Linked DNA regions of Homo sapiens: region 1 is linked to region 2. Evidence: read pairs that join two places in POLR2A ChIA-PET (ENCODE). Cell type or tissue: OCI-LY7. All regions are shown on one strand. Links, peaks and the distances in the headings refer to the core of each region. The heading gives the core; the rest is flanking DNA.

What was found. ChIA-PET counts read pairs that join two places held together with the same protein. Peaks named below come from ENCODE experiments on the same cell type or tissue, not always from the same donor. Only the 100,000 strongest peaks of a DNase experiment are listed, where the experiment ranks them.
Region 1: POLR2A ChIA-PET joins it to region 2 with 10 read pairs; 7 of 35 experiments call an interaction of 5 or more read pairs at or near these places.

What each region holds. Positions count from the first base shown.
Region 1 is chr1:228,471,740-228,487,004 of GRCh38, reverse strand. No RefSeq gene overlaps it. Among named protein-coding and RNA genes, the nearest start is that of RNF187, 8.0 kb to the left of the region's middle. RefSeq lists enhancers at 185-564, 1-745, 10,159-10,994. In OCI-LY7, for the core only: no CTCF peak of the experiment used is centred there; DNase peaks (open chromatin) are centred at 7,394 and 7,854; H3K4me3 peaks cover 1,340 bases; H3K27ac peaks cover 1,754 bases.
Region 2 is chr1:228,414,651-228,429,915 of GRCh38, reverse strand. H3-4 (H3.4 histone, cluster member) reads left to right here and starts at 4,556. Exons shown (of 1, transcript NM_003493.3): 1 at 4,556-5,071. The coding sequence starts at 4,591. The coding sequence ends at 5,001. It overlaps TRIM17 (tripartite motif containing 17), which reads left to right and starts at 13,055. Exons shown (of 7, transcript NM_016102.4): 1 at 13,055-13,377; 2 at 14,803-15,265. The coding sequence starts at 14,844. RefSeq lists a silencer at 13,487-13,596. In OCI-LY7, for the core only: no CTCF peak of the experiment used is centred there; no DNase peak of the experiment used is centred there.

The DNA.
Region 1 (15,265 bases), core at 4,357-12,356, 55 kb before region 2:
CTCCTGCGAAAGAGGGAAACAAAGTTTTATTTTTACTTGAAGGTTCCATTTTTAAAAGGTTGTTTTTGTAAGCTGCTAGGATCTGAGCTGCGCGTACCCCCGCGGTAGCTCGCCCGCGTGGGCTGGGGACGGGGCGGGAAATGGCCTGCGTGGGCCTCCTCCGCTGCTCTCATCCTGCACGGACCCGCCCTGCATGGGCACGCCCTGCGTGCACGGGCCTGCCCGCGTGGACGTGCCCTGCGTGCACCCTTCCTTCAGGGACCCGCCCTTGAACGGCCCTCCGGACGTGGACACTCGTATACGCCCACCCTGCGTGGGATCTCCCTGCGTGGACCCATCCCGCTGAGCCTCTTCTCGCGCAGCCTCCCTCTGGCCCCCTGGGAAGCTACCCTGGTTGTCCGCTGTCTCCTGGCTGGGGGGAGCTCTCATTGATTCTGTGATGATGCATGACAGAAGAGCATTTGTTAGCTTTGCTTTGCTTTTCTTTCTTTTTTGAGACAGCCTCGCTCTGTTGCCAGGCAGGCTTGAGTGCAGTGGCGCGATCTCGGCTCACTGCAACCTCCGCGTCCCGGGTTCAAGCGATTCTCCTGCCTCAGCCCCCCGAGTAGCCGGTATTGCAGGCGCCTGCCACGACGCCCGGCTAATTTTTGTATTTTTAGTACAGACGGGGTTTCACCATGTTGGCCAGGCTGGCCTCGAACTCCTGACCTCGTAATCCACCCGCCTCTGCCTCCCAAAGTGCTGGGATTACAGGCGTGAGCCACTACACCCGGCCGTTAGCTTTTCTTTAAAAAATAAATTTAAAGGAAAGAAATAAGCCTTTGGGAAGAGCAATCTTGTGTTTTTGTTTTTTAATTATTTTGAAAACAAGCAAGCATGGTTAAAATAAGATTGTGCAAGTTTTGCATTTTAAAAAATTAATCTGGGCCGGGCGCCGTGGCTCACGTCTCTAATCCCAGCACTTTGCGAGGCCGAGGCGAGCGGATCACAAGGTCAAGATATGAGACCATCCTGGCTCATGGTGAAACCCCGTCTCTACTAAAAATACACAAATTAGCCGGGCGTGGTGGCGCATGCCTGTAATCCCAGCTACTCAGGAGGCTGAGGCAGGAGAATCACTTGAACCAGGGAGTCGGAGGTTGCGGTGAGCCAAGATCGTGCCACTGCACTCTAGCCTGGCGACAGAGCGAGACTCTGTCTTAAAAAACAAAAACAAAAAAAAATTTTTATAAATCTGTATTCCAAGCAAGCGCAGGATCTAATGAGGTATTTTTGTCTTTGTGAAGATTTTTTAAATCGACTTGGAAATGCACTAGATGCCCGTGGGAAACATGAATAGTAAACCGAGGTTATTTCTGTGTAGTAAAGATTAGAGGCTTCCAGCCGAGCCTTGCTGATATTGTTGAGTCAACTAGGAACTTGCTGGAGAGAAAAGTAAAAAATATAAAAAATGAGCAAACTTCATAATGAACTAATCTTGTGAATGAGAAAATATCAAAAATTATAATTAAAGGCAAATAGCCAAATTAGGAACATTGTAACCACAAATATACAAAGAGTTTATAAAATTAGGTAAGGAAAAGCATGATGGAAAATACACCTTGTCATGGGATTTTTCAAATCACAAAAAAAAAAGCACACAAATGATTGAACACACATGAGAAAAAAATGTACACTCTGCCCAGTTAAGAAAGAGGAAAATAAAACGAGACTCTCTTTCTTTCCACTATTAAGTAAGCAGACCAAACAAAAAAAAGGAAACTTGGCCGGGAGCCGTGGCTCAGGCCTGTAAACACAGCACTTTGGGAGGCCGAGGCGGGTGAATCATCTGAGGTCAGGAGTTCAAGACCAGCCTGGCCAACATAGTGAAACCCTATCTCTACTAAAAATACAAAAATTAGGCTGGATGTGGTGGCACACGCCTGTAATCCCAGCACTTTGGGAGGCTGAGGCAGGTGGATCACAAGATCAAGAGATCGAGACCATCCTGGCCAACATGGTGAAACCCCGTCTCTACTAAAAATACAAAAATTAGTTGGGCATGGTGGTGCACGCCTGTGGTCCCAGCTACTTGAGAGGCTGAGGCAGGAGAATAGCTGGAACCGGGAGACGAAGGTTGCAGTGAGCCGAGATCATGCCACTACACTCCAACCTGGCGACAGAGCAAGACTCCCTCAGTTTCAAAAAAAAAAAAAAAATACAAAAATTAGCCAGGCATGGTGGCACGTGCCTGTAATCCCAGCTATTTGGGTGGCTGAGGCAGGAGAATCGCTTGAACCTGGGCGGTGGAGGTTGCAGTGAGCCGAGATCACACCACTGCACTCCAGCCTGGGCAACAGAGTGAAACTCCATTTCAAAAAAACAAAAAACAGAAAACAAACAAACAAAAAAAACACTTGATTCTGTGAATACTGCTTCTTGTAATCCACGTAGCAGTATCGATTAAGGATTTTCTGATTGGAATTCCTTTTCTTAGAAAACAAACTATAAAAATAACAGGAAATGAAAATAATAAAAATTGGGTTGTAAAAAATTGGGCTGTTTTGTTTTGTTTAGAAATGTGGCTGGGAGAGGTGGCTCATGCCTGTTAATCCCAGCACTTTGGGAGGCTGAGGTGAGTGGATAGCTTGAGCCCAGTAGTTCAACACCAGCCTGGGGAACATGGCAAGAACCTGTCTGTACAGAAAATTTTTAAAATTTAGCTGGGCGTGGTGGCACGCACCTGTGGACCCAACTACTTGGGAGGCTGAGGTGGGAGGATCACCCGAGCACAGGAGATTGAGCCTGTAGTGAGCCGTGATCATGCCACTGCACTCCAGCCTGGGAAATGAGAGAATTTTTTAAGACCTTGTCTTAAAAAAAAGAAAGAGAGAGAGAGAGAGAGAGAGAGGTGGGGGCGGGGGGTGGGGGAGAGAAGGAAGGAGTGGAGGGAGAGAGGAAGGAAGGAAGAAAGGGAAAAGAAAAAGAAGAAAGGAAGGAAAGAAAGAAAAGGAAGGAAGGAAGGAGAAAAAGAAGGAAGGAAAGAAAGAGAGAAAGGAAGGGAGGGAGGGAGGAAGGGAGAGGAAGAAAGAGAAGAAAGAAAGAGAAATGTATGTCATATCACTATTCATTTTGGAGAAAAAAAAAAAAACCTTGAAGGTCCAATACTAGGGGCATGGCTTAGCAAATGGTAGCAGCCATGAACTTGCACATGTGTGCATTAGAGACTTTTGGAAGTATACACTGGCAAAGATTGTTGCCTGAAAGCCTCTCTCCCTTACCACCAGCAGAATCCACATTGTGTGGTGCCAGCATCCCCACTTCCCAAGACAGGGTGGCTGGTGTAGGTGCCAAGGGGAACCCTTGGTCCTCTCAAATTTTGATGAAAAATTGCAAAAGGCTGGTCGCGGTGGCTCACGCCTGTAATCCCAGCACTTTGGGAGGCCGAGGCTGGCAGATCACAAGGCCAGGAGATGGAGACCATCCTGGCCAACACGGTGAAACCCCATCTCTACTGAAAATACAAAAATTAGCTGGGCATGGTGCTGCATGCCTGTAGTCCCAGCTACTCGGGAGGCTGAGGCAGGAGAATCGCTTGAACCCAGGAGACGGAGGCTACAGTGAGCTGACATAGCATCACTGCACTCCAGCCTGGGTGACAGAGCCAGACTCTGTCTCAAAAAAAAAAAAAAAAGAAAGAAAAATTGCAAAAGGCAGATCAATTGGAGAAAAGGCAGACACATTTATTTACTGTGTCTATACAAACCTAAAGATATGGGGGAAATCGTCCTTTTTTTTTTTTTTTTTGAGACGGAGTCTTGCTCTGTCACCCAGGCTGGAGTGCAGTGGCGCGATCTCGGCTCGCTGCAACCTCCGCCTCCCGGGTTCAAGCGATTCTCCTGCCTCAGCCTCCCGAGTAGCTGGACTACAGGCACGTGCCATACCGCCCGACTAAGTTTTTGTATTTTTAGTAGAGACGGGGGTTCACCGTGTTAGCCAGGATGGTCTCGATCTCCTGACCTTGTGATCCGCCCACTTCGGCCTCCCAAAGTTCTGGGATTAGAGGCGTGAGCCACCATGCCTGGCCAAGATATGAGGGAAATCATCCATTTTTATGCTTAGGTTCCACAAGGTATGGACAGCCATGCAGAAATAGAATTGGGCAAATAGGGTCGGAGCTAATGAGAAGAGCCTAAGTGGGGACACCCAGCCAGGCCTGTCTGTCTAGATTCTTATGGCCTCTCTGAGCAGTCTTCCTTCCTTCCTTCCTTCCATCCAGGACCCTCTCTGGAGTGAGGGTCTTAAGATCTACAGTCTAACAAGGTAGGTCAGATCATTTCTTCATGGCTGGGTTTTACACAGAAAGGCAGAAAGAAAATTAGAGTCATATTTTTTAAGTGTTATAGCTGGCTTTGGGTTCTAGTTTCTATGACTCACCTTGAGGAAGAGGGATTCTAGTTTCTATGGCCAGACAGGGGAGAATGAGGGGCTAGAGACAGAGGGCCAGAGAAGGTCAGAGAAAACTTTTTGCTTCTGAGGCTGCTTAGGATGTCCTCATTTTGGGTCTTGTTTTCTGAGCCTCCTGGCACTTCTCTGTCCAGCCTCCCTCCTCTCTACCCTCCAGATTAGAGACTGAGCCTGATGCCGTTTGAGCACTCAGTTGGGTGGGGAAAGAGTACTCCTCCTCCCTCATGTGCCTCTTGAACTGTTTGGAAAATTGAAGGCTTTCACTTTCTGATCAGAGACAGGATCAAAGTGGGCAGTGGGTTTTTTGTTTGTTTGTTTGTTTGTTTGTTTTTTCTCAGCATGACATCTCATAGATTCCACAAAGACAGAAGAACATTGACGAGTCTTGGATGTCTCTGGGCTCTTGAATTCCCATCGCATTGGCATCAAAGAACTGAATAAGACACTGTTCCGCCACAAAACGGTGCTGGATGCTGAACCATCATCTTCTCAGGATAATATTTTCAACTGATTAATGTAAAATGTTTGGGGATTTCACTGGCAACCACAAAAGCATGTGAATATTTTCTCTAAGAGTGCGATGAAGTCTTTTTTTTTTTTTTTTTTTTTTTTTTTTGTGAGACAGAGTCTCACTCTGTCCCCCAGGCTGGGGTGCAGTGGCACAATCTCAGCTCACTGCAACTTCTGCCTTCTGGGCTCAAGCAATTCTCTTGTCTCAGCCTCCCGAGTAGCTAGGACTAAAGGCACCTGCCACCACGCCCAGCTAATTTTTGTATTTTTAGTAGAGACAGGGTTTCACCTTGTTGATCAGGCTGGTCTTAGACTCCTGACCTCAGGTGATGCACCTGACCTCAGGTGATGCACCTGCCTTGGCCTCCCAAAGTGTTGGGATTACAGGCGTAAGCCACCACTCCTGGCCAGTCTTTTTTTTTTTTTTGTAAGGCAACAGAAACAACCAAAAAATGGATGACTAGAAGAGAGGTAAACGATTCTAATTATAGGAAATTTTTGAGACAGTCTTACTCTGTCACCCAGGCTGGAGTACAGTAGCATGATCTCGGCTCACTGCAACCTCCGCCTCCTGGGCTCAAGCAATTCTCCTGCCTCAGCCTCCCTGGTAACTGGGACTATAGGCACACACTACCACACCCGGATAATTTTTGTATTTTTAGTAGAGATGGGGTTTCACCATGTTGGCCAGGCTAGTCTCGAACCCGTGACCTCATGTGATCCACCCGCCTCAGCCTACCAAAGTGCTGGGATTACAGTTGAGAGCCACCACACCCAGCCTTAATTACAGGAAATTTTAATCCCACATTTCCCTTGTATATTTGATGTGTCTTTTGTTATATGTATTTTATGGCATTGCGGGTTACCCTGTTTAAAATTGTAGTCTCACAAATCAGAGTGTACAAAAACGAATGTTGAAGAGGCCATAAGCTGTGTATTTAAAAGAAATATGGGAGATGCAAGGATGTTTGGATAGGAAGATATGACTTGGGAAATCTCATGTCCGGCACAGGGAAAAAGGAATCTGAAGTAATTAATTTTCATTGCTCCTAAAAGGCGAAATACAACTAAGAAACACAACTTCCTACGTGGTATGAAGTCACTCTGCTCTTCTGCCTGAGAAAATTGTCAGAATAGAAATGGAGTCACGAATGTTCACAAAACCCTGACCAATAGGATTGGAGAAGTCCTGAAGAGAAGATTTTTGGGCTTGCATGCCTGATTTAAAAAAAAAAAGAGACTACAAAAACCACAGCCTTGCTCAGAGGACATCGCCAGGGTACACAAAAAAGACATTTGCAAGGACATCTCCCCAGTAACCTCCTGTTTAACTTCGGACTGGTGTCACCCTTGTTATTGATATTTCTAACCACAGATAATTATTTCAAAACAATTATGTAATTCTTCTTATTTTTTTCCTTTAAAAACCTTTGTCTTCCTTTACCTCTCTGAATACGCACTTACTTTTTACTATGGCACACGTATTCCCATTGCAATGCTTTATTCCCAAATAAATTTCTTTTAGAGAGCTTGTCTCGGTTTATTTCAGTTGACACCAAATTTTCTATGTGTAAGTGAAAAAAAGGTAGGGGGGAATCATAAAGTGTCAAAATGGAGAGATGTCTTCCAGATGGTTCAGTCCAGTCCCTGTGTCTTACTAAAGGAGACTAAGCATGTTAACACACACACACAAACACACACACACACACACACTCCAACCTGCTGAAAATAAAGTCTCTTTTTAAACATTTCTGTCTACATTGTTCTGGTGTTAGAATTGCACTGGAGGACGCCCAGCTGGTGTCCACTGGGGAATCTGCAGAGTTGCTTGCTTGGTGTGTGGGAAAACACTCCTGCCAACATCTGGTGGCAGAAGGGTCATGTTGAGTGGAGAGTTGGAAAAAAACATGTCCATTGATTTTTCCTGTATGTCTTGAGTTGCAGGGGATGGAAACCCCTTTCCTTTAAGCAAGGAAAATGGGTTTAACAGGCAAGGTACTTGGGAGTGTGTGTGTGTGTGTGTGTGTGTGTGTGTGTGTGTGTGTGTACATAAGAGGGGGCCCACACAGGCTGGTGATAAAGGTGGACTCTGAGCTGAGATGTATGCTTTTTAACTAGAGCCTTGTGCCTGAGTAGAGTAGCATGCAATAAATGATACCTGAGCAGTTCTGTACCTACACCAGATCTGTTTGGAGGGCACAACTCATGCTGCATGTTTCAACCACAGTCAAATAAATAATACAATTCAAAATGTCTTCTTGGCTCTTCAATCTCACATGCATTTAGGCAATCCCACCCTTGCCTCACTAAAATGAGTGCCCACTGATGACCACAACCTTATCCAACATGGTTCTCAAATCGAGGACACATTACAAATGGGCTGATGGCATCAACTCCCACAAGCCTCTGTGTGCTGCTTTGATGTGTCAGGAGCTTTAGGTTGCGGGTGACAGGACCTAACTGCAGATGGCTGTAAATGACAGTGGAGGAGGGTGGCCTGTGGCTCCTGAGACTGCAAGTGCAGCCTGATACTGTCAGGCAGTGTGAGCCCTGGGAGCCTGGGGATGTCCCAGGACACACACTTCTTCCTCCGTCCCCTTCCTCCTGGGTGGTCCCCCTACAGCCCCAGGCAATTGTCTCCTCAAGGCCAAATGGCCAGGTCGGGCTTCCATTGACAGCCACTCCAGCCCAGCAAATCAGAGCTCCCCTCCTCCAGATATCCAGGGTGGGTGTTGGGCCAGGCACTGATGCCATTATCATGACCAGGGAAGGGCCTGAGGACCCAGTGGTCAGACCTCCCATCATGGGCTGGAACCAGCTCCGGCCAGAGAAAGAGGATGCATTCGAGCAGGGCCCAAGCCCAGAGCCACACACCAGCTAGGGGCCAAGGGAGAAAAGGAAGGAAATGACGAAGGGGCCTGATTAAAAAAGAAAAAAAAAAAAAAAAACCACAGCCTTGCACAGATACCATCGCCACCACAGACAAAAATGAGGGACTGTGGTCACCTGCAGGGCCAGAGACAGCATGGGTGGGCTGGGCTACCATCCATACCTCAACATCCAGGAGCCCTGGCCTCTCTCACTGCAACCCTCCACGCAGGCAGAGATAACGTTCACAAAATTAACTGCTACCCTTAAAGATGGCGAATATTAAGCTAACTGTATTATCCAATATTATGGATAGCCTTTGCATAATTTTTAAACCTTTCAACTTAAAAACTCATGTCAAAACCAATTACTCAATGTTTCATTTTAAATGCAATTGTAATGGTAATCTTTTCAATATTTCAGATGTCAAAATTGCTCAAAAAATTAGGATTCTAAATATCTAAATATACCCGTGAAAGGAAAATAAATCTTGGGGCCCCAAAGTCACTTGGCTAAAGAGAAAAGTCAAGCTGGGAACTGCTTAGGGCCAACCTGCCTCCCATTCTATTTAAAGTCACCCGTCTGCTCACTGAAATAGATGCATATCTGATTGCCTCCTTTGGAAAGGCAAATCAGAAACTCAAAAGAATGCAACTGTTTGTGTTTCACCTATTTGTGACCAGGAAGGCCCCTCCCCACTTTGAATCTTTCTGCCTTTGCTTCAGGTTTTCCTGCCTTTCCAGACTGAACCAATGTACTTACATATATTGACTGATGTCTCATGTCTCCCTAAAATGCATAAAACCAAGCTGTGCCCCGAGCACCTTGAGCACTTGTCGTCAGGACTTCCTGAGGCTGTGTCATGAGTGCCTGTCCTCAACCTTGGCAAAATAAACTTTCTAAATTAACTGAGACCTGTCTCAAATTTTCAGAGTTCAAATACCTAAGGTATTTCTATTTTATTTACTTACTTAAGAGATGCATTCTCAGTGTCCTTTAGTTCAATCTAATCCTTATGCCTATCAAAAGACAAAATTACAACAAATTTAGAGACATAATGTTTTTAAAATTATTATTATTATTATTATTATTATTATTATTTTGAGACAGGGCTTTGCTCTTGCTCTGTTGCCCAGGCTAGAGTTCAATGGCGCAATGAGGGCTCACTGCAGCCTCCACCTCCCTGGCTCAAGCAATCTTCCCACCTCAATCTCCCAAGTAGCAGAGACTACAGGTGTGTGCCATCAAGTCTGGCTAAGTTTTAAAATTTTTTGTAGAGAAAAGGTTTCACCATGTTGCCCAGGCTTGTCTCAAACTCCTGGGCTCAAGTGGTCCTCCCACCTCAGCCTTCTAAAGTGCTGGGACTACAGGCATGAGCCACCATGCCTGGCCTAGAAGCTAAGATATTTCTAAACTGAAAGTAATAATAATAATAGGTATTATTATTATTATTCTAAGCCTTTGATTCACTATATATAAAGCAATTCCATAATCCTGACCCAAGCAAATTTGGTTTTCTCTCCCAGGTCCCTGAAGTGAATGAATGATAATCTCTGTTCAGATCCTATCACTTGGTTCCCAGCTTGAACCGGGATGTTGACAAAAATACGGACTAGAGCACAAAAGGGCCTTGCTTGCCTTGCACACCCTTCAGACATAAGTTACAGCTCTGTGGTTTCTTCCATCTAAAACTTGCAACCTCCCTGTCTCAATTGGTTCAGGCCGCTGTGAAAGGAAGATAGTTGGACCCCTTCAGGCTGGGAACCTCTCAGGTCAAATCTACCTCACATGCTATTCAGTCATCCCTCTGCTCACAGAGATAGACGCATATTCTGATTGCCTCTTGGGAAAGACTTATCAGACACTCAAAAGAATGCAACCATCTGTCTCTCTCATCTACTTGTGACCTGGAAGCCCCCAGTACAGTGTGGGTGGGGCGGCCTTGTTTTGAGCTGTCTCCGCCTTTTGGGATGGAGCTAATGTACTTCTTAATATATTAATTGATGTCTCATGTCTCCCTAAAATGTATAAAACCAAGCTGTGCCCCAACCACCTTGGGCGCGTGTTGGCAGGACTTCCTGAGGCTGTGTCACGCACATGTCCTCAACCTTGGCAAAATAAACTTTCTAAATTAACTGAGACCTGTCTCAGATTTTTAGGGTTCACACCACCATAACACTGCAGCAGAGAGACTGGGTGCCATAAACAATAGAAGTTTACTTTCTCATGGTGCTGGAGGCTGGAGTCCGAGATCAAGGTGTGAACAAGGTCATTTCCCCCTGAGGCGTCTCTCCTGAGCCTGTAGATGCAGTCTCCTCCCCGGTCCTCATAGGGCCATCCCTCCTTGTGAGTCTGTGCCCTAATCCCTTCTTATGAGGACAACAGACCTATGGGAGTAGGGCCCACCCCAAGGAACTCATTTACCTTTATTTCCTCTTTAATGGCTCTGTCTCCAAACACAGCCACATTCTGAGGTCCTGGGGGTAGGACTTCAACCTGTGAATTTCAAGGGACATAATTCACTTTATAACAGCCCCCTACCCCAACAAGCAGGTGAGCACCAGCCAGGTTTCCTCCCAGCTCCTGTTTGAACTGGACTTGCTGGCCCTCTGGGGATACTTGGATTCTTGCACTGACTGAGGGTTTGTGTGCATCTGAGGTCATTGTTGACGACAGCCCTCTCTCTAGACATGGGACATCATAAGATGTGGGCTAGCCAGGTGCGGTGGCTCACGCCTGTAATCCCAGCACTTTGGGAGGCCGAGGCAGGCAGATCACCTGAAGTCGGGAGTTTGAGACAAGCCTGACCAACATGGAGAAACCCCATCTCTACTAAAAATACAAAATTAGCCAGGTGTGGTGGCACACGCCTGTAATCCCAGCTACTCGGGAGGCTGAGGCAGGAGAACCTGGGAGGCAGAGGTTGCGGTGAGCCGAGATCGCGCCATTGCTCTCCAGCCTGGGCAACAAGAGCTAAACTCCGTCTAAAAAAAAAAAAAGAGAGAGAAAGAAAAAAAAGATGTGGGCTAACTGCACAGACCTAGAAAGTTGCGGGGCAGGAGCATCAAGGATCAGGACATTACTGGTGTGTTATCAGCATTGCCCTGCTTCTGATCAACAGGGTGGACAGCTTAGGAGCCAAGGGAAAACTTCCCCTTTATCTTCTGAAGTTTTGTTATAAAATCAGCTGACAGAAGGCAGATTGCTAGGAGGAAAGGCTTACACATCTATTAACATGCATGGGGAGAATCACAGGGTGGTTACCCCACCATGCAATGGGGTGCAGAGGCCTTTATTCTCCTCTTAGGGGAAAGGGAGATAAGGAAGTGTGCATTATTTTAGGGGGATAGTAAATATTTTTTAGGGAAATTCAACGGGCTTGAAGAACATACAATGGTCTGGGACAGTCTGTTGGTTTGTGACAAAGACAGCTTCTACCAGGGCCAATTTTATAGCTAAAAAATATATTTACAGCTAGAAAAAAAAGGTCTGTCCAGGCATGTTGACCGACTTCAGTCCTCATTCCTGTGATGAGAGTTCAGCCGTTTGAAACTCAGGGAAGGGATCGGAGGCCATTGTTTTCTGCTGCAGCAGGTCTGCACTTTAGGCAGATAGGGGAATTTCAGAGAACAGCTTCATCCAGTGCTTTGGGAGAGACAGAAGATTGGGAGACAGGAAGGAGGGGAAGGTCAGAGAGACCTGGAGGCTTCTTATTCAGTTCAGCATGTCAAAGCGCTGGGGTATCAGTTTCTGAGCCCCAAAAAGAGCAAACAGCATTCCTGGCAGGATAGAGGAATGCAAGTGTAGTAACCATGCCTTTGATTTTCTATATTTTCAGAGGCTTTGACATCCAGGGCCTCACTGGCCATGGAGGGACAGCTTCTCCCGGGGACAATTTTATAGCTAGAAAAAAAAATTTACAGCTAGAAAAAAAAATTACTGGGATTGTGCATTTCATATACAAACTCACCAACCCAGAGCCCACAGCCCCAACCACTCATCTATGGAGCTGTCACACTCCAGGCCACTATCGTTCTCTCTCTGTTATTTTGGTTGGCACTCCAAATTTTCTATGTGTAAATGGAAAAAGGGTGAGGGGGATCACAAAATGTTGAAATTGAGAGATGTCTTTGAATGGCACAGTCCAGCCCCTGTGTCTTATATAAAAGGAGACTAAAAGGAGTACATCAGGTTAATACCTACACATATTGCCAACCTGCCAAAACTGAAGACTCTTTTAAAAATTTCCCATTTGCATTTTTCTGCTGTCGGAATTGCATTGCATTGGAGGACACCCAGCTGGTGTCCACTGGGGAATCTATAGAATTGCTTTCTTGGTGTGTGGCCCAAAGCATCCCAAGGTTAGGTACCCAGAGCCTGCTGGGCTTATTCAAACCAGCCATTGTGAGCTAGCTTAGTCTGCCTTGCCTGCTCCTTCCAGTGAAAGCCACAGTAAAGGCTCCTGCCCACACTTTCCCCTCCCTCCATCTGCCTCTTAACTGACCCTGGCGCTATCCCTCGTGGCATCGAAGGCTTAGCAATAGCAAACCCCTCCTCTTGGGAACTGTGAGTAATAAACTATCTTTTCAATGGTGTTTGTCTCCTGATCTGTTGGCCTCACTGTACCTGAGTAATTTTTTTTTTAATTTTTTATTTTTATTTTTATTTTTTTTGAGATGGAGTCTAGCTCTCTCTCCCACTCTGGAGGGCAGTGGCACGATCTCAGCTCACTGCAAGCTCCTGGGCTCACACCATTCTCCTGCCTCAGCCTCCCGAGTAGTTGGGACTACAGGCGCCCACCACCATGCCCAGCTAATTTTTTGTATTTTTTAGCAGAGACGGGATTTCATCGTGTTAGCCAGGATGGTCTCGATCTCCTGACCTCGTGATCCACCCACCTCAGCCTCCCAAAGTGCTGGGATTACAGGTGTGAGCCACCGTGCCCGGCCTTTAATTCTATTTTTAAAAAGTGAGAGGAGGCCCAGAAGAAGAGATGGCAGGGAGTCCTGGCTGGGCTGCAGGATTAGGATTGTGGGTGGGGCATCCAGGGACCATGTACATAGTGAGGGCTTACACAATAGAGATGTGACCAGGTGCTGGAATTTCTCAGTGCCCCAATGCAGAAACATGAACTGGTTGGAGGGAGACCAAGTGCCAGGGAGGAAGTTCCTAGGCCAGATGGGGGACTCATCTAGAATGCCTGCCCGTGTGTGAGCAGCACCATGGTGCTGAGCTAGGGAGAGAAGTGTGGCCATTGACTAGAAATGGAGAAGAGTGAGATGACACCACCAGGGTTTCTATGTGGTGTGCGTCCCTTGGAGTGGAGAGCTGGGGTGAGAAGGTGAGTTCAGTTTTGTAGAAGATTCAGCTTGAGGCTGGAGCCTTTGAGGAGTGTTTTTAAATCTCACTGGGGGCCGGACACGGTGGCTCACACCTGTAATCCCAGGACTTTGGGAGGCCAAGGCAGGAGGATCACTTGAGGTCAGGAGTTCGAGACCAGCCCCCTGAGGATGTAGAGTAAGAAATGTTAGGTAGGTGTGTGGATATCAGAACCACATTTTGGGAAACCCTCTCCCCAAAAATTGTATAGCCCATAAGGAGGAATTTAGGGAAGTTGTTACTACAGGTGGGGACAGGGTGGTGTTAGAAGCTAGACAGGAAGAACAGGAGGGAAAAGCATTCAGAAAGCACTTGTGTAATTGGATGCACAGCTCTCCCTTGGACAAGGCAGCGTGGGTTAAGGGTGCTGACCCCTGTCCAGTTGAAAATCCAAGTATAACTTTTTTTTGAGTTGGGGTCTCACTCTGTCGCCCATACTGGAGTGTAATCACAGCTCACTGCAGCCTCGAACTCCTGAGCCCAAGCAGTCTTCCCACATCAGTCTCTCAAATAGCTGGAACCACAGGCCTGAGCCACCATGGCCAGGTAAATTTTGTATTTTTTATTTTTTTGTGCAGATGTGATCTTGCTATGTTGCCCAGGCTGGTCTCAAACTCCTGGCCTCAAGCAATCCTCCCACTTTGGCCTCCCAAAATGTTGGGATTACAGGCGTGAGCCATGGTGCCTGGCCTTCACATATAATTTGACTCCCCCAAAACTTAACTACTAATAGGCTACTGTTGGAAGCCTTACCAATAACATAAGCAGTCGATTGAGGCAAATTTTGAATGTTCTATATATTACATACTGTGTCCTTACAATACGGTAAGCTAGAGGAAAGAAAATGTTATTAAGAAAGTCCTAAGAAAGAGAACATGTAGTTACTATTCATGAAAAGGAAGTGAATCATCATAAAGGTCATCCTCGTGGTCTTCACACTGAGAGGCTGCAGAGGAGGAGGAAGGAGAGGAGGGCTTCATCTCGCTGTCTCAGGGATAGGGGTAGCAAAGGCTGGAGAAAAGCGGTGTATCGGTAACCCTCAAAGGTCAAACTCTGGTTGCTCAAGGGTCAGCTGTACAGTTGAGAACCCATGCAGGTGTAGGCACAGGGTAGATAAACGGTTAAAATAGCAAACCAAACAGGCCACAGCCCTCCTGCTAGAGAAAGTATAGGAGTTTCTTACTTTTCTGGAAGGAAGAATTTTTTGATTACGTGTTAGAATTTATTTGATGGTCCAGCACATTAATGACATCATGTAGGGGGAAAATACCCTCCACCCCATCAATTCTTAGTTGAAACTGACCCCTGTTATAAAAGACACATTAGCAAGAGGCACAAATAGCAGCTTACTAGCAGCTACCTTTCCTAGATACATGCGTGGCCCCCAGAGAATGGGTAGTCCTCAAAGAGGTGGCTTTGAATTCCCGCTTTTATGGTATCTTCAACAAAGAACAGTAAATCTGCAGAGAAGTGACAAGATAAGAGAGATGAACTTTGAGTCTCTAGGAACAGCAACTTGGAGAAAGGCACATAAAGGACACATGAAGTCTAGTTAGTAGCCCTTGCTAATGCAGATCCCCTGGTAGCATCTCCAGTCAATAAAGGTGCAAAGTTGTCTTCAGTGCTAACCTCCCTTCTCCCTGGTGAAGTGGGGTGGGGGCTGGATGCCTTCTGTAAATCCATGTCCTGCTTTTAGCCACCCAGAGGGAGGGCAGTGAGCTCTCCTGTATACTTTCTTCTCCATTGCCCTGAGCCCAACAATCCCTCATCTTGCAGGAGGCATATTCTGCTCTTCCACTGGAACAAAATGCCCCCTAGGGGTGACTTAAGAAGACAGCAGGGTGCAGAATCTGAGGCTACAAAACAAGACTAGAAGACTTGGCTGGGGAGTCCAGTCTAGACTCAGGTTAGCTTTTTTTTTTTTTTTTGGAGGCAGTATCTTGCTTTGTCACCTACGCTGGACTGCAATGGCACGATCACAGCTCACTGCAGCCCCCTACTCCCAAGCTCAAGCGATGGCCCCGCCTCATCCTCCCAAGTAGCTGGGGGACGATAGGCGCAG
Region 2 (15,265 bases), core at 2,370-10,369:
GCTCCTACAGAGATGATGCAATATGACCAACCACGTACGACCCCCAAATCTCAAAGAACTTTAACACGAGGATACAAGTCCCGTTACTGCCTCAGCTGTACATGCAAAGACCATAAGGAGAGAAAACGAGGAGACAGAGAAAAAGCACTGATTTACAGAATGCGTGTGGCCTCGACAGACCAGTTCCTTGTGGGGAATGTTTGTATCTCACATTCTCTTCAGTTTGCAGAGGAAATCTCTCTTGGGAAGTTTTCAGGGGACATTTTTCTCTACGTCTTGGTCCTTCTAGGGGTTTTAACGACATAGAACTCAATGATTGGAGATCAAGAAAATGAACTGTTCAGCTAATCATCTAAAAAGCGCTTTTACATGTAATATAGAGGCTATTTTCAAGCCTTGCCAGGGGTGGGTGGGTCCGCATTTAGGCAGCCCTTTATTCTGTGCTTCATGTGAGTGCATTTGTTTGCTCAGACACATAGAACCAGGTGGCATCCTGTGCTATGTCTGGGTGGTTTGGGAGCTCAAAGCCCCTGAGAATCTAAAAGCAAAAGCCCTTATGACTGGAAAAGTGAGGTCGCAGACATGTGCCCAAAACCTATGAGCCTCTTGGCTGCACTCGGAGAACTGGCCAAGCCTGTGCCACACTCCACAGGGAGGCCTGGGTAGAGTCACGAGGCAGAAAGGGCTGCTTTGCAGGTGCTCCTGGGGAGGTCGCAGCAGGTGCCTGGAATCCATCATCCGCCCATCATCAGCCCCGTTAGCCCTAAGGACACCTGGAGAGTCCCAAGGCTGCCTCTCTCGAGTGAGGGACAGCTCCAGGAAGATGGAACGTGTCCAAATCCTCCCAGGCAGTTAAAGGGTTGAGCAGCATCTGGTCTGGCCAGGTCAGACCCCACATCATTTACACCAGGGGCGAGCCTGGGTGGACTTCACAGGTGGATGGTCCTAGGGTCCTTCCATCTGTCTGCCCAGCCAACCAGACCCGATGAGCAGAGGGCAGCAGGCCTTCTGTGTAACAACCACTGTCCAATAAAAAAACCAATCCAGATTTAGTAAGGAGATATCTTTATGCAAAAGGATATTGCAATAGGAGATACCAGAATACTGCAATAGGGAGAAAGCATTGACCTTAATGTCTGCAAGCTCCCAAAGGTGACGCAGAGAAGGAGTTTTCTTATATAGGGAGGAATGAATGAGGCTGGAAAGAACCACGTCTGGGGAAGTGGGATGAAGGGTGGCTGAGGGGACAAGAGATTGAGGATACTTTACCCTGAGCCTGGCCTGCTCCAGGAGAGGCCAAACATCAGGGCGTTGGGGGAGGGGAGAAGCTGAACCAAGGCTGGGCAAACAAGCATCTTGTGTGGATTGACGCATGGGGACAAGGAGTTCAGGTAATCATTGATAAGGCAAAGATGGCAATGTAGTGGGTGCTATAGTTTGAATAAGGTGTTTGTCTCATTAATTCTCATGTTGAAATTTAATCTCCAGTGTTGGAGGTGCAGCCTGGTGGGAGGTGCTTGGGTCCTGGGGGCAGATCCTTCATGAATAGACTCCTGCCCTCCCTTGTAGGGAGTGGAGTTCTTGCTCTATTAGTTCCTGCCAAAGCTGGTTGTTAAAAACAGCCCGGCACCTCCTCCTCTCTCTTTCCCTGTGACCTCTGCACACAGGGGCTCCCCTTCATCTTCCACCATGAATGGAGGCTTCCTGAGGTCCTCATCAGAAGCAGATGCTGAAGCCTTGCTTCTTATACAGCCTGCAGAACCATAAGCCAAAAAAAGTTTTGATAAATTACCCAGCTTCTAGTATTCCTTTACAGCAACGCAAAACAGACAAAGACAGTGGGCCTGTCATGCATCAACAAGGGGCGCTGTAGGGGAGGCAGAATTCTACCTCCATTATCTTAGGGTCCAGGGTGGGCCCAAGAATTAGACTGACATTAGAGAGATGAGCAGGAGAAAAACATACAGTTATTTAATACAAATTTAATGTGGTACAGGAGCCCTCATAAGGAAATGAAGATGCAAAGAGGCAGTTAGAGTCACTTATATACAGAGGTGGACAAACACTATTAAGTTGTGAGATTTGATACGGCCACGGGGCTTGAGTGAGGATAGTTAATGGGGTGAAGAAATGACTAAGTCAAAATACTTACACACTAGGTTGAACAAAGAGTAGTAACTGTGGCAACAACTAGGAAGATAAGGGTTAGTTTAATAAAGTTTGTTTGTATAGATTTCTCTTGGCTTCTATCTTGGTCTGTTTCATGTTGTTAAAGGAATACCTGAGGCTGGATGATTTATTAAAAAAAAAAAAGGTTTATTTGGCTTATGGTTTCGCAGGCTGTACAAGAAGCACAGTGGCTGGGCGCAGTGGCTCACGCCTGTAATCCCAGCTACTCAGGAGGCTGAGGCAGGAGAGTCGCTTGAACTTCCCGGGAGGCGGATGTTGCAGTGGGCTGAGATCACATCACTGCACTCCAGCCTGGGCAACAGAGTGAGACTCAGGTCAAAAAATTAAAAAAAAAAAAGCATAGTGGCCGGGCACGGTGTAATCCTAGCACTTTGGGAGGCCAAGGTCGGGGGATCAGTTGAACTCAGGAATTCAAGACCAGCTTGGGCAACATAATGACAGCCCATCTCTACAAAAAAATTAAAAATTTAAAAATTAGCTGGATGTGGTCCCAGCTACTTGGGAGGCTGAGGTAAGAGGGGCCTGGGCAACAGAGCAAGATGAAAAAAGGAGGGAAAGGAGGGGAGGGGAAGGGAGAAGAAAAAAAGGAAGGGAGGGAGGGAGTGAGGAAGGGAGGGAAGGAGAAAGGAAGGGAGGGAAGGAGAAAGGAAGGGAGGGAAGGAGAAAGGAAGGGAGGGAAGGAGAAAGGAAGGGAGGGAGTGAGGAAGGGAGGGAAGGAGAAAGGAAGGGAGGGAGGGAGAAAGGAAGGAAGCAAGCATAGGGCCCACCTCTGCTTCTGGTGAGGGCCTCTGGCTGCTTCTGCTCATGGTGGAAGGTGAAGGGGAACCCATGTATGTGCAGAGGTCACAGGGCTGCCGCGAGAGAGGACGCCAGAGAGAGAGGGGAGAGGGGTGCCAGGCTCTTTTCAACACCAGCTCTTCAGGGAACCAACAGAGTGAAAACTCACCCTAAAGGAGGGCAGGACTCTATTCAGAGGGTGACACCCCAGGACCCACACACCTCCCACTGGCCCCCCCCTCCCTGGGCTCCAACTTTAGGGATCAAATTTCAACTTGAGAGTTGGAGGAGATTTGGAAGCTTCCACCTCCCGTCCTTGATGATAAGAACGTTCCCTTGCTTTTACTATAAGGAGAACATCTTTCATATGGGAATTTCATCTCTTGTATTTAAGAAACAACAAGAAATTCAGAATGATCTTCCTACACCTGCTTCTTCTTTTTTTTTTTTAAGTGCCTTTATCTCAAAATAGACAATATGCCAGAAAGGCACATCTTTACCTTCTTCAGAATCCTAAGGCTCATCTAAGCCGTACAGGTAAGGGAGTTCTTTGCAGGTCATAAAAAGTGGGAGATTCCTTTAACTCTGGCTGCATCCCAGAGCTTTGTCACTGTGTAAAAGTGGAATGCCGGCCGGGCACGCTGGCTCACGCCTGTAATCCCAACACTTTGGGAGGCCGAGGCGGGCGGATCACGAGGTCAGGAGATCGAGACCATCCTGGCTAACATGGTGAAACCCCGTCTCTACTAAAAATACAAAACAAAATTAGCCAGGCATGATGGCGGGCACCTGTAGTCCCAGCTACTCTGTAGGCTGAGGCAGGAGAATGGCGTGAACCCGGGAGGCGGAGCTTGCAGTGAGCTGGGATTGCGCCACTGCACTCCAGCCTGGGCGACAGAGAGAGACTCCGTCTCAAAAAAAAAAAAAAAAAAGTGAAATGCCAGCTGGGCCTGGTGGCTCATGCCTGTAATCCCAGCACTTTGGGAGGCCGAGGCGGGTGGATCACCTGAGGTCAGGAGTTCGAGACCAGCCTGGCCAATATGGTGAAACCCCATCTCTATTAAAAACACAAAAAATTAGCCAGGCATGGTGGCGGACACCTGTAATCCCTGTAATTCCAGTTACTCGGGAGGCTGAGGCAGGAGAATCGCTTGAACCTGGGAGGTGGAGGTTGCAGTAAGCAGAGATCACGCTATTGCACTCCAGCCTGGGCAACAAGAGTGAAACTCCATCTCAAAAAATAAAAAAATAAATTAATTTTTTAAAAAAGTGGAATGCCATGTGCTGGCTTCTGGAAGGCTCTTGCCACCCAAGTCATGGGGAAGGGAGAAGAGGAGCGCTGAGAAGACATGAGGAAGCTTGTGCTGGAGAGAGATGATCCCCACCACCGCGGCCTACCCGCATCAACCCTTCACAATGCTGGTGCCAGCTCTGGTGGCCACGACCAACAGGCATGAATATAAGGGAGAGGCGCCCGAGTGGAGTTCCCTGTGGGCCAATCAGAGAGCAGTGGGCCATCACGCCACCTGAGGCCAGCCAATGGGAACGCGGCAAGCTCTATAAAAGCGAGCAATCCGCTGAGGTCTGGGCAGAGGACACCGCGGGGCCAACAGTTTCGGATTCATGGCCCGAACCAAGCAGACTGCGCGCAAGTCAACGGGTGGCAAGGCGCCGCGCAAGCAGCTGGCCACCAAGGTGGCTCGCAAGAGCGCACCTGCCACTGGCGGCGTGAAGAAGCCGCACCGCTACCGGCCCGGCACGGTGGCGCTTCGCGAGATCCGCCGCTACCAGAAGTCCACTGAGCTGCTAATCCGCAAGTTGCCCTTCCAGCGGCTGATGCGCGAGATCGCTCAGGACTTTAAGACCGACCTGCGCTTCCAGAGCTCGGCCGTGATGGCGCTGCAGGAGGCGTGCGAGTCTTACCTGGTGGGGCTGTTTGAGGACACCAACCTGTGTGTCATCCATGCCAAACGGGTCACCATCATGCCTAAGGACATCCAGCTGGCACGCCGTATCCGCGGGGAGCGGGCCTAGGAGGGCTATCTCGCCACCTGAGAGGTTGCGCAACGTTCACCCCAAAGGCTCTTTTAAGAGCCACCCACCTGGTCGAAGAGTTGCTGTAGCAAGCTAGTCTCTTGGGTTTCGGGGGGTTCCTTCCGCTGGCCTGTGCTGGCTTACCTACTTCTGATTAGGGTGGGAGGCTGGTGAATCCTGTGTTCACCCTGTCCAGTTAGGAGGCCAGCTACTCACACGCGTTACCTCTCAGCCTGTCTCCAGTCACAAATCCAGCTAGTAGTGTGTGGGGCTAACTTGGCCTATCCGTTTAGATAAGAATCATGGTTGGTCTGTTTTGGGGACGGGGTGTTGAGGGTAGCCTAATTGGTCTATCTCCAGTTAGGTAAGCAACCCCAGCTAGTTGTGTCAACTCAGCCTATCTACAGTTAGGTTGGAAGGCTGGCTGGTCTTGTGTGTTCTCAGCTCAGCCTCTTTCAAATTAGGTTAGAAGTCCTGCGTGTGTGTGTGTGTGTGTACACGCAGCTTGTTTCCAGTGAGGTTACCAGTCCAGCTAGTCTTCTGCCTTGACAGCCCATCTCCTGTTAAGGCCAGCAAGTAGTATGTATTATCTTGGCCTATTTTAAGTTAGAAGTCCAGCTACTTCACCAGCATAGCAGCTTACGCCTGTAATCCCAGCACTTTGGGAGGCCGAGGCGGGTGTATCACCTGAGGTCAGGAGTTCCAGACCAGCCTGGCCAACATGGTGAAACCCCATCTCTAAAATTAGCCGGGTTTGGTGGCGCATACCTGTAATCCCAGCTACTTGGGAGGCTGAGGCAGGAGAACTGCTTGAACCCAGGGGGCGGAGGTTGCAGTGAGCCAAGATCATGCCACTGCACTGCAGCGTGGGCAACAGAACGAGACTCAATCTCAAAAAAAAAAACAAAAAAAAGTCCAGCTACTTGTGTGTTTTAACTCAGCCTACCTCCTGTTAATTTAGAAGGCTGGCTAGTTGTGTATCTTTTTAACTTGGGCTATCTCCCATTAGGTTAGAAGGCTGGCTAGGGGTGTGTGTGTGTGCACGTGCACCCATGTGCACACATATGTAGCTGTGGTGTTGGCCCATCTCGGGTTAGAAGTCCATCTCATTGTATGTGTTAACATACCCAATCTCCCATTCAGTTAAAAGGCTGGCTAGTCATGTATGTTGTAAATTCACCCTGTCTTCTGTTAGGGTAGATGACTAGCTAGTTGTGTGTGAGAAGCCCAGCTAGGCATGTGCATTGTTAATTCCTAAGTGAAATCAATACTGGGAAACCCCAGCCCAAAGTTCAAAGAGGGCACTCTGCCCTGGAAGTCAGTTTACTGAGCAGTCGCAGACAGGCGTGGCCCATGTGCCCAGCACTTTGAAACAGGCTTCCCAGCGCCACAAAGTAGTCTGGCAGTGCTCTGGGGATGAGAGACACAGAGACCAACTTGCTGAGAAATCCTACAGCTAGGGCAGCAGGCCACAGATCCAATAGTAGACTTATGTCAGGAAAACCTGAGGATGGCTGTGAGGATAAGGATGTAGGGATTGTCTCCCTCTGGTACAGGTTGGAATCATTTATTTGTGAAAGGCTTTATTAAATTGAATGAGGCCAAGCACTACCCCATGCTGGGATCATGGAGGGAATAAAATCCATTTCCTGTGGCTGCTGCCCACTCTGCTTTCAAGGTGCTTATGCTTGAGTGAAGGGGGCCTGTATTGTGTGTAGAAGCAATGATAGTAAAAGGTGCTCTTATACATAGCAAGGGATGTGCATAAAGTGCTATCAATAGGCAACAGTGGATTTTATAAGTCTCTTTGAACCCAATTTATAGCCTGTTGACTCAAAATTCAAAAGCTTCATCAATTTATTAGTACACACACAACTGAACATCATACCCTTTAAATCTCAGGATGTATTTAAACTTATGAGTGCCAGATCCTTGGAGGGCTATCCAGAAAGCCTAGAATATTCAGGGACAGCTATGTTCTGGTTTTGAAAGTCAGCTCTGACTTTCAATACTAGACTCCTTTGGGATAAATTTAAGTTTTCCCTTTTTGTTTTGTTTTTTCAGAGACAGGGTCTTGCCATGCTGCCCAGGCTAGAGTACAGTGGCTATTCACAGACGTGAGCATAGTGGCCAGCCTTGAACTCCTGGGCTCAAGCCATCTTCCTGCCTTAGCCTCCCGAGCAGGTGAAGTTCAAGTCTTCTGTGCTTTACAAAGCCCTTGTCCTAACAAAGTCTTGCCCAGTGGTGGAGAGCTAAACCTATGTAACCTTGCTGATGATCTTGCTGGATAGCCTGGAGGGAGCAGGAATTTGGGCAGTTAGCTACATTTGCGGAACTGGATGCAGATAATGCATTCTTGACAGGATCATGATCAAGCTTTGCCTTCTGTAGGAGACCAAGCCACTTAAGCAGCCCCCTGTCATTCTGGTCTTTGTATGAAGAACAGAGTCTAAGTTGGGCAGTGTGGCACATGCCTGTAATCCTAGCTACTGGGGAGGCGAGAGGATGGCTTGAGCCCAGGAGTTTTTGAGGCCAATCTGGGCAACAGACCCTGTCAAAAACAACAACAATAACAAAAACAACAACAACAACAACAAAAAACAAGAGCTTGGCCTTATATGTTCCTTGTTTTCACTGATTAATGGAGTGGATAGTGCACTAATTGTGCCCTATAAAGATACAGCAAGGCAATACAGGGCAATTTGTATCTCAGAACTGATTGCTGAGGACCTAAGGTGAGGAGCTAAGGAAGGAAGTTTAGACACAGGAAAAAAGTAACTGAAGTCTTTCTGGGTCGTGTAAGTGGGCACTTGAGGAAGTCTTTCCAGCCAGGCATAGTGGCTCATGCCTATAATCCCAGCTTTTTGGGAGGCTGAGATGGGAGGATTTCTTGAGGCCAAGGAGTTCAAGACCAGCCTGGACAACATGGCAAGACTCTGTCTCTACAAAAAATACAAAAATTATCTGGGCATGATGGCGTGTGCCTGTGGTCTTAACTACTTAGAAGGCTGAGGTGGGAAGATCGCTTGAGCCCAAGAGTTCCAGGTTACAGTGAGCAGTAAGCCGTGATCACACCACTGCACTCCATTCTGGGCAACAGAGCCAGACCCTTACAATTACGACCAGAGCCTTTGCTTCTGTATCCTGTGGGTTCTAACGATGTGAGATAGTAACTGAAATGTGGATATCTGTTCACTGTGTACTCAACTCTTCGAGCGCATGTACACTATGGAGGTAGCCTGAGCATGCAGTGTTTATAAAAGTGGAAAGAGTGGTTCTAAATATCAAAAAGTTAAAATTCCAGAAATAATAGAAAGGAGAGTTAGGCATTAAGAGATAGTGCTATGGGCCTTGGTGGACTGAACAAAGGAGGACAAAAGTGGGAATAAAGACAAAGACAAAAGAGTATATTTGGAAAAAGGGGTCAGGGGGCTCCTTGCTTCTAGTGAACAAGGGCCCTGAGCTTCTAGAGCCCTTCTTATTAAGTAAAGGAGACAGGGATAAGGGGGTGGTTGTGGTCAGCTGCTTGACTTAGTGCAGGCCTGCATGACTGCATTCTTTGAACAGTAGGCTCCAGATGTCCCAGTAGATAACCTCAAGGAGCACAGAGCCAGGGAATGAGGCCCTCAGCGTACCTTCTGGTGGCAGGCACAGATGCGAGTTTGCCCACATCCTGCATTCATGATAAACAGTTTGCTGTTTAGTCATATAGCCTCCAGTGGAATGCTGAGTTGGTCACGACCCTCAGGCTTTCAGCTCCCAACAAGATAGCAGAATAGACCTCCCCAAAATATGCAGATTTGATATAAGAATTATTTTGAGCTGAAGGCACTTGAAGAACAGCAGGTGTAAGAAGGGCCCTCTGACCCCTTTTCCTGAAAGCAGGTGATGAACCCTCCATGGGAAAGGTGCTTGCCTCTACCAGCAGGGAGAAACAGCATGACTAGGCATGGGGACTGAAGTGCAGCAAAATGTATACAAACAGGCTTTGTTAAAGTAGCTCTTATCGCCAGGTAGAGTGGCTCATGCCTGTAATCCCAGCACTTTGGGAGGCCAAGGCAGGCAGATCACCTGAGGTCAGGAGTTCCAGACCAGCCTGGCCAACGTGAAACCCCGTATCTACTAAAAAAACAAAACAAACAAAAAAAATCAGCCAGGTGTGGTGGCGCGCACCTGTAGTCCCAGCTACTTGGGAGGCTGAGGCAGAAGAATTGCTTGAACCCAGGAGGTGGAGGTTGCAATGAGCCACGATCACATCACTGCACTCCAGGCTGGGTGACAGAGTGAGACTCTGTCTCCAACAAACAAACAAACAAACAAAAATAGCTCTTACCTTCCCCAGCCTCCCTAGGTATTCCAGTTGCTTTCTCACAATTACTACCCTTTGTTCCATCCAGTGGATAAGCACTTAGGCCTAACTACTCTTGAGGTCTTCATTTTGCTGTGAAGGCTCCCATGTACATGTACAAATGAAATGTGTATGCTTTCTCCCATTAATCTGTCTTCTTTCGTTTTAGTCTATGCAGGCTGCTATAACAAAATGCTATGGCTTGGTGGTTTATAAGCGACAGGAATTTATTGTTCACAGATCTGGTGGCTGGCAAGTCCAAGGTCACGGTGCCAACAGATTGAGCTTCTGGTGAGATTCTGCTTTCTGGTTCACAGACAGGGCCTTCTCACTGCGTCCTCATGTGGTGCAAGGGGTAAGGTGAAAATAAATCTCTGGAAAGGCACCAATCCTATTCATGAAGGCTCCACCCTTATGGCATAATTACTTTCCAAAGAACTCCATCTCCTAACACCATCACCTTGGAGGTGAGGATTTCAAAATGTGAATTTTGGAGACAGACATTCAGTTCATAACAATCCGGATTTGTTTTTCTGTGGCTCAGTGGACTCTCCTGTTGAGCAGTCTGAATTGAAGACATAAAGAGGCCATGGCTCTCTTACCCTATTTTCAGGAGCCCCTCTTCTTTTCCATTTAATTCAGCCTATTTTAAATTGCATGAGCACTTAAATTTTGCTCTCGAATCTTTTCTACAATGTTAATAACTTAGTGGGGGCTGCATTCAGTAAGGGCAAAGGATATTTACCTTGTAGCAGTGTAAGTAAGACTTGTGTTTCAAGACTGACATTGCTGATCCTTTGCTTAAATAATTTGAAAAAAAAAACCACAATCCACAGCAGTGGTATTTAATTTAAGAATTAAATTATTAAAGTAGAATTCAATTTAAGAATTCCAAAAGGATATATAGTGAAAATTGAGCCTCCCTCAATTAGGGGGTTCCTCAGCCCTTAATTTCCCTCATCAGATGGAGTTTCTTGTTTATTTCTTGTATATTTTCCAAGAGATACATATACAGTAATTATGTTTACCTAAATAGTGGCAGACTACATATACTGTACATCCTGCCTTTTATTAAACCTAACAATTTATCAGGACACATAACTGCTATCTGATTTTTTCTTAATGACTTGAGGATATGAAGGTTATTCCAATTGTTTTATCATGATGATAGATTTCTCAGCTCAATAACCAGGTGAGCCTAAAAAGCATTAATAATGAGCATCCTGGGCTGATGCCACATTTTAACAAGTATTTGTTGAATTCCCCACATCATGCTAGTATGGGAGGAGACTGTGAATTAAATTGACCAAAGACAGACGAACAGGAGAAAGGCATCCATGTTGTATTGATCTTAATATTTTTATATGCATGGGGTGTACAGGAAAGAAGTGAAAACCCAAAGAAGTTGTTAGGCTCAGCTGCTTGTAAACCATTTGTAACAAAGGGTGATAACGTGTCAGCAGGTGACTAGGACATGTGTGGTGCTATGCAAGATATAGATATATTCCATTTCCCCTCTAATTCTGTGATTCTGTTTTCCCAATTGAAGGAAACCTGCAGCTCACAATCCCCTCACTGATGCAAATGACAGGCAGAGGATTGGGTCTGCCCAATCCCCAATTTATTGGGGAAAATAAATCTTGGGCCCCAAAATCACTAGCTAAAAGGAAAAGTCAAGCTGGGAACTGCTTAGAGCAAACCTGCGTCCCATTCTATTCAAAGTCATATCTCTGCTCACTGAGATAAATGTATATCTGATTGCCTCTTTTGGAAAGGCTAATCAGAAACTCAAAAGAATGCAAACATTTGTCTCTTATCTACCTATGACCTGGAAGCCCCCTCCCCACTTCCAGTTGTCCCGCCTTTCTGGATGGAACCAATGTTCATCTTACATATATTGATCGATGTCTCATGTCTCCCTAAAATGTATAAAACCAAGCTGTGCTCGGACCACCTTGGGCACATGGCTGTGTCATGGGCGTGTGTCCTTAACTTTGGCAAAATAAACTTCCTAATTGACTTAAACTAGCCTCAGATATTCTGGGTTCACAAGGGTAATTCACTTAATCGGCCAGTGTGCGCAGCCAGCCCGCACCTGACAGCACACAGACCCCTTTGTGTGTGCGAGTGATGAGAGACCACAGAAGAAACACTCTACCGAGTGAGCCCAGGGAAAGCCAGCCATCTATGCCTGTGGCCAGCTGTCTACACCCGCACACCCAGGAGATTGCAGAATGGTGCCTCTTAGCCTTCAAGGCCCTGTTTTCCTGCCTGTCTGCACCCCCTGTGTGGGCCAAGCCTTAGTTTCTTCATCTGTCCTCTCTCTCCAATCCCAGGACTCTGACTCAGGGCACGCAGGCCTCTGGCTCCTGTTCCTGAAAGCAGGAGATGAACCCTCCATGTGAAAGGTGCATCCCTCTACTGGAGGATGAAGCGTGATGACTAGGCGTGGGGACTCAAGGCCAGGAGAAATGGCCACCAGTCAGGACCTGGGCAGGGCTGGGGGCGGCATTTTGGCTGAAACCGTAAGAGACTTTTAAACCAGAGCAACTCCATCTTGTATAGAGGCTGGGTAAAATAATTCTGAGACCTGCTGGGCTGCATTCCCCAGAGGTTAGACATTCCAAGTCACAGGATGGGATAGGAGGTTGGCACAAGATACACGTCATAAAGACCTTGCTGATGAAACAGTATGTGGTGAAGAGGCCAGCAAAATCCCACCAAAACCTAGATGGCGACCAGAATAACCTCTGGTTATCATGACTGCTCATTATATGCTAATTTTAATACGTTAGCATGCTATGAGATACCCTCACCAGTGCCACAACAGTTTACAGATGCCAAGACAAGGTCACAGTTACCCTATATGGTCTAAGAAGGGGAGGAGCCCTCAGTTTCTGGAATTGCCCTTCCTTTTCTGGGAAACTCATGAATACCCCACCCCTTATTTAGCATATAATCAGTAAATAGCCATAAAAATGGGCAACCTGTAGCCCTGGGGGCTGGTCTGCCCATGGAGTAGCCACTCTTTATTCCTTTACTTTCTTAATAAACTTGCTTTCACTTTACTCTATGGATTTGCCCCGAATTCTTTCTTGCCCAAGATCCAAAACCCTCTCTTGGGGTCTGGATCAGGACCTGTTTCTGGTAACAAAACCACCTGGGGTGTCGGCAAGACCCACCCCGTCCCGCCTGGTTCTAGGGGACCTGACCTGCCAGGTGGTCCCTCCAAACTGGTCCGCCCACAGGATTGGGACGCCCCTCCCTGTACCCTCAGCCTGATGCTGACTGCCAACCATGTGGGCAGACCTGGCGGCTGACTGGCTGCTCCTGGGGACCCCCTTCATAGCTTCTCAACAGGCACTCGCTCCTGCTGCCTCGCCCCCACCCCAGCCCACACAAACTCCTCTCCATCCCCTACCCCGACCAACTTAGCCCCTCACCTAACCCTCCAGCCTGGGGCTCGCGTGCCCTCCCGCAGCCCCAACCCCAGGTTGAGAAGCCTCTTCCAATCCCACTCCCCCCACCCTGACGCTCGCCTGCCCGCCCCTAGCCCCACCAGCTGTCCCCATTCCACTCCCCACCCCCAAGTAACCCCCCAACTCCCCACCCTCCACACTCCCTTAACCTCCCCTAAAAGTCCCACCCCAGGCCAACAAGACTCCTCCCTTCGCTGGGCTGTGGACCACATCCTCCCCACCGCCCAGTCAGCACCCGCTGCGCCTGTCCCCGGCTCGTCCAGAGCCTTCCACCCCCTGCCGCCTTCCTTCCCCAAGCCACCCCCAACCTCTCCTAAGAGGCGCCGCCCCAGTCCCGGCCGCCGAACACTCCCTCGCCCAGCATTCCCCTCCCCCGCCGCCCCCCAGCCCCCGCTGACGCCACAAAGTCCCTAGGCCTCCCGACCCCAGGTCCCCACGCCCCGGGCCGGGCCGCAGCCTCCTGGGCTTCGTGGGGGCAGACCCAGCCTTTCCCGGCAGCGAGCGCTCGGCCAGGTGCACTAGGCGCTGTGCGGGCCCCCCTTCCCCGCGGTGAGTAGCCCCCACCCCGCCGCCTAGGCTACCCTCCTGTGGCGCCTGGGCCACGACCTAAGCCTAACCCGGTCCTCCTCGCCCTCCAACGCCCGGCCTTCCCGCCTCCGCCGGCCGCCGCGTCCCTGGAGGGGCTAGCGCGCTTCAACAAGGTAACTCTACCGGGACCCTAGCGGACCAGAGCGGGAAGGACAGCCATCCCGGCAGCCAGAGCCAGAGCCCCAGGCCCGCTGCCGCTGTCCCTGCCCGGCTTCGGTCAGGGTGGGCTGGGTGCCTCCGTTAGGGCTCTTGGGGGGAGTCGGAGGGCTGGCGCCGGGTGGTTGGCGTGCAGAAAGCTCCGAGAAACTGGACGTGGGACAGAGCCGGGGAAGTCTGAGACCCCTAGACGCCCTCGCTTTAGGGGATGGCAGAACGGAAGGGGAGAATCGTGCTTGCAGTGTAGACGCGATTTTCAACTCCTTCTGCAACTCGGTCCCCATAGCAACCCCGTGGCGTAGGCGAAAGTCTGTAGATCTCCACTGCGTGGGGTCGCGAGTGTTGAGATTGCAGGGGGCATCTATGTGCATGCTTGTGTGCCTGTGCGTGTGTGCGCGCGTGTACCTGTGTGTACATGCATGTATGTTTACCGATATGTGCATCTGTGCCTGTGTGTGCTGTGTTTGTGGATCAGTGTTTCTGTGCGTACATGTTTGTATTTGTGTGGTGTGTATGCGTGGGTATGCGTGTGTGCACATGCACGTTTGTATACATACATGGGTATGTGTATGGGTGTTCGTCTGTGCGTACATGCACACGCGTGTTTTTTCTGAACCCCACCTCACTACCGAATGGAAGAGAGCTTTTTTCCTCTGATAGCCCATCCCTTCTTCCTTTGGTGTACGGGGTTTTGTTAAAGAAAAAATTCTGACATTTGAAAGGCTCTTTAGTCAGGCTACTTGCAATGGGAGAGTTGCGCCAGCAAAGACAGCTGGGGATGTATGGGGGAGTTGGAGTGGGGATCTGGGTGGGGTCAGTGGATGGAAAGTGATTAAGGGAAGGCTCCAAGGGTAGGGGCTTCTCCCTAAGCTGACCTAGCAGGCTTCTCCAGAAAGGCAGGTTGAAGGCCTAGCCGGCAACGGTCTGTCGGGGAGGAGGAGCTGATGAGATGTGGAGCTGGGGGTAGCCAGCAGCAGGCGGAAGTGGACGGGTAGGGTCCAGGCCCAGTGGAGAGGAGAGGCGGAGGGGCCTGCAGAGCATTGGTCAGGGAGGGTCTGTGTAGTTTCTGGGGAGGCATCTGTGTCTGTTGTTGACAAGGCTAAAAATGATGACTCTGGACTCTCTAACTGGACTGCAGTCCTAGCCCTCCTCTGTAAAGGGAGGCTGTACAGGACGGTTGCACACTGCCGGCGCCCAGATCATCGGGCTGCTCCCTCCAACTCTCTCCAGAGTCCCTCAAGCGGGAACCTGCCTCGTGTCTCCCAGGAGCCATGGAGGCTGTGGAACTCGCCAGAAAACTGCAGGAGGAAGCTACGTGCTCCATCTGTCTGGATTACTTCACAGACCCTGTGATGACCACCTGTGGCCACAACTTCTGCCGAGCCTGCATCCAGCTGAGCTGGGAAAAGGCGAGGGGCAAGAAGGGGAGGCGGAAGCGGAAGGGCTCCTTCCCCTGCCCCGAGTGCAGAGAGATGTCCCCGCAGAGGAACCTGCTGCCCAACCGGCTGCTGACCAAGGTGGCCGAGATGGCGCAGCAGCATCCTGGTCTGCAGAAGCAAGACCTGTGCCAGGAGCACCACGAGCCCCTCAAGCTTTTCTGCCAGAAGGACCAGAGCCCCATCTGTGTGGTGTGCAGGGAGTCCCGGGAGCACCGGCTGCACAGGGTGCTGCCCGCCGAGGAGGCAGTGCAGGG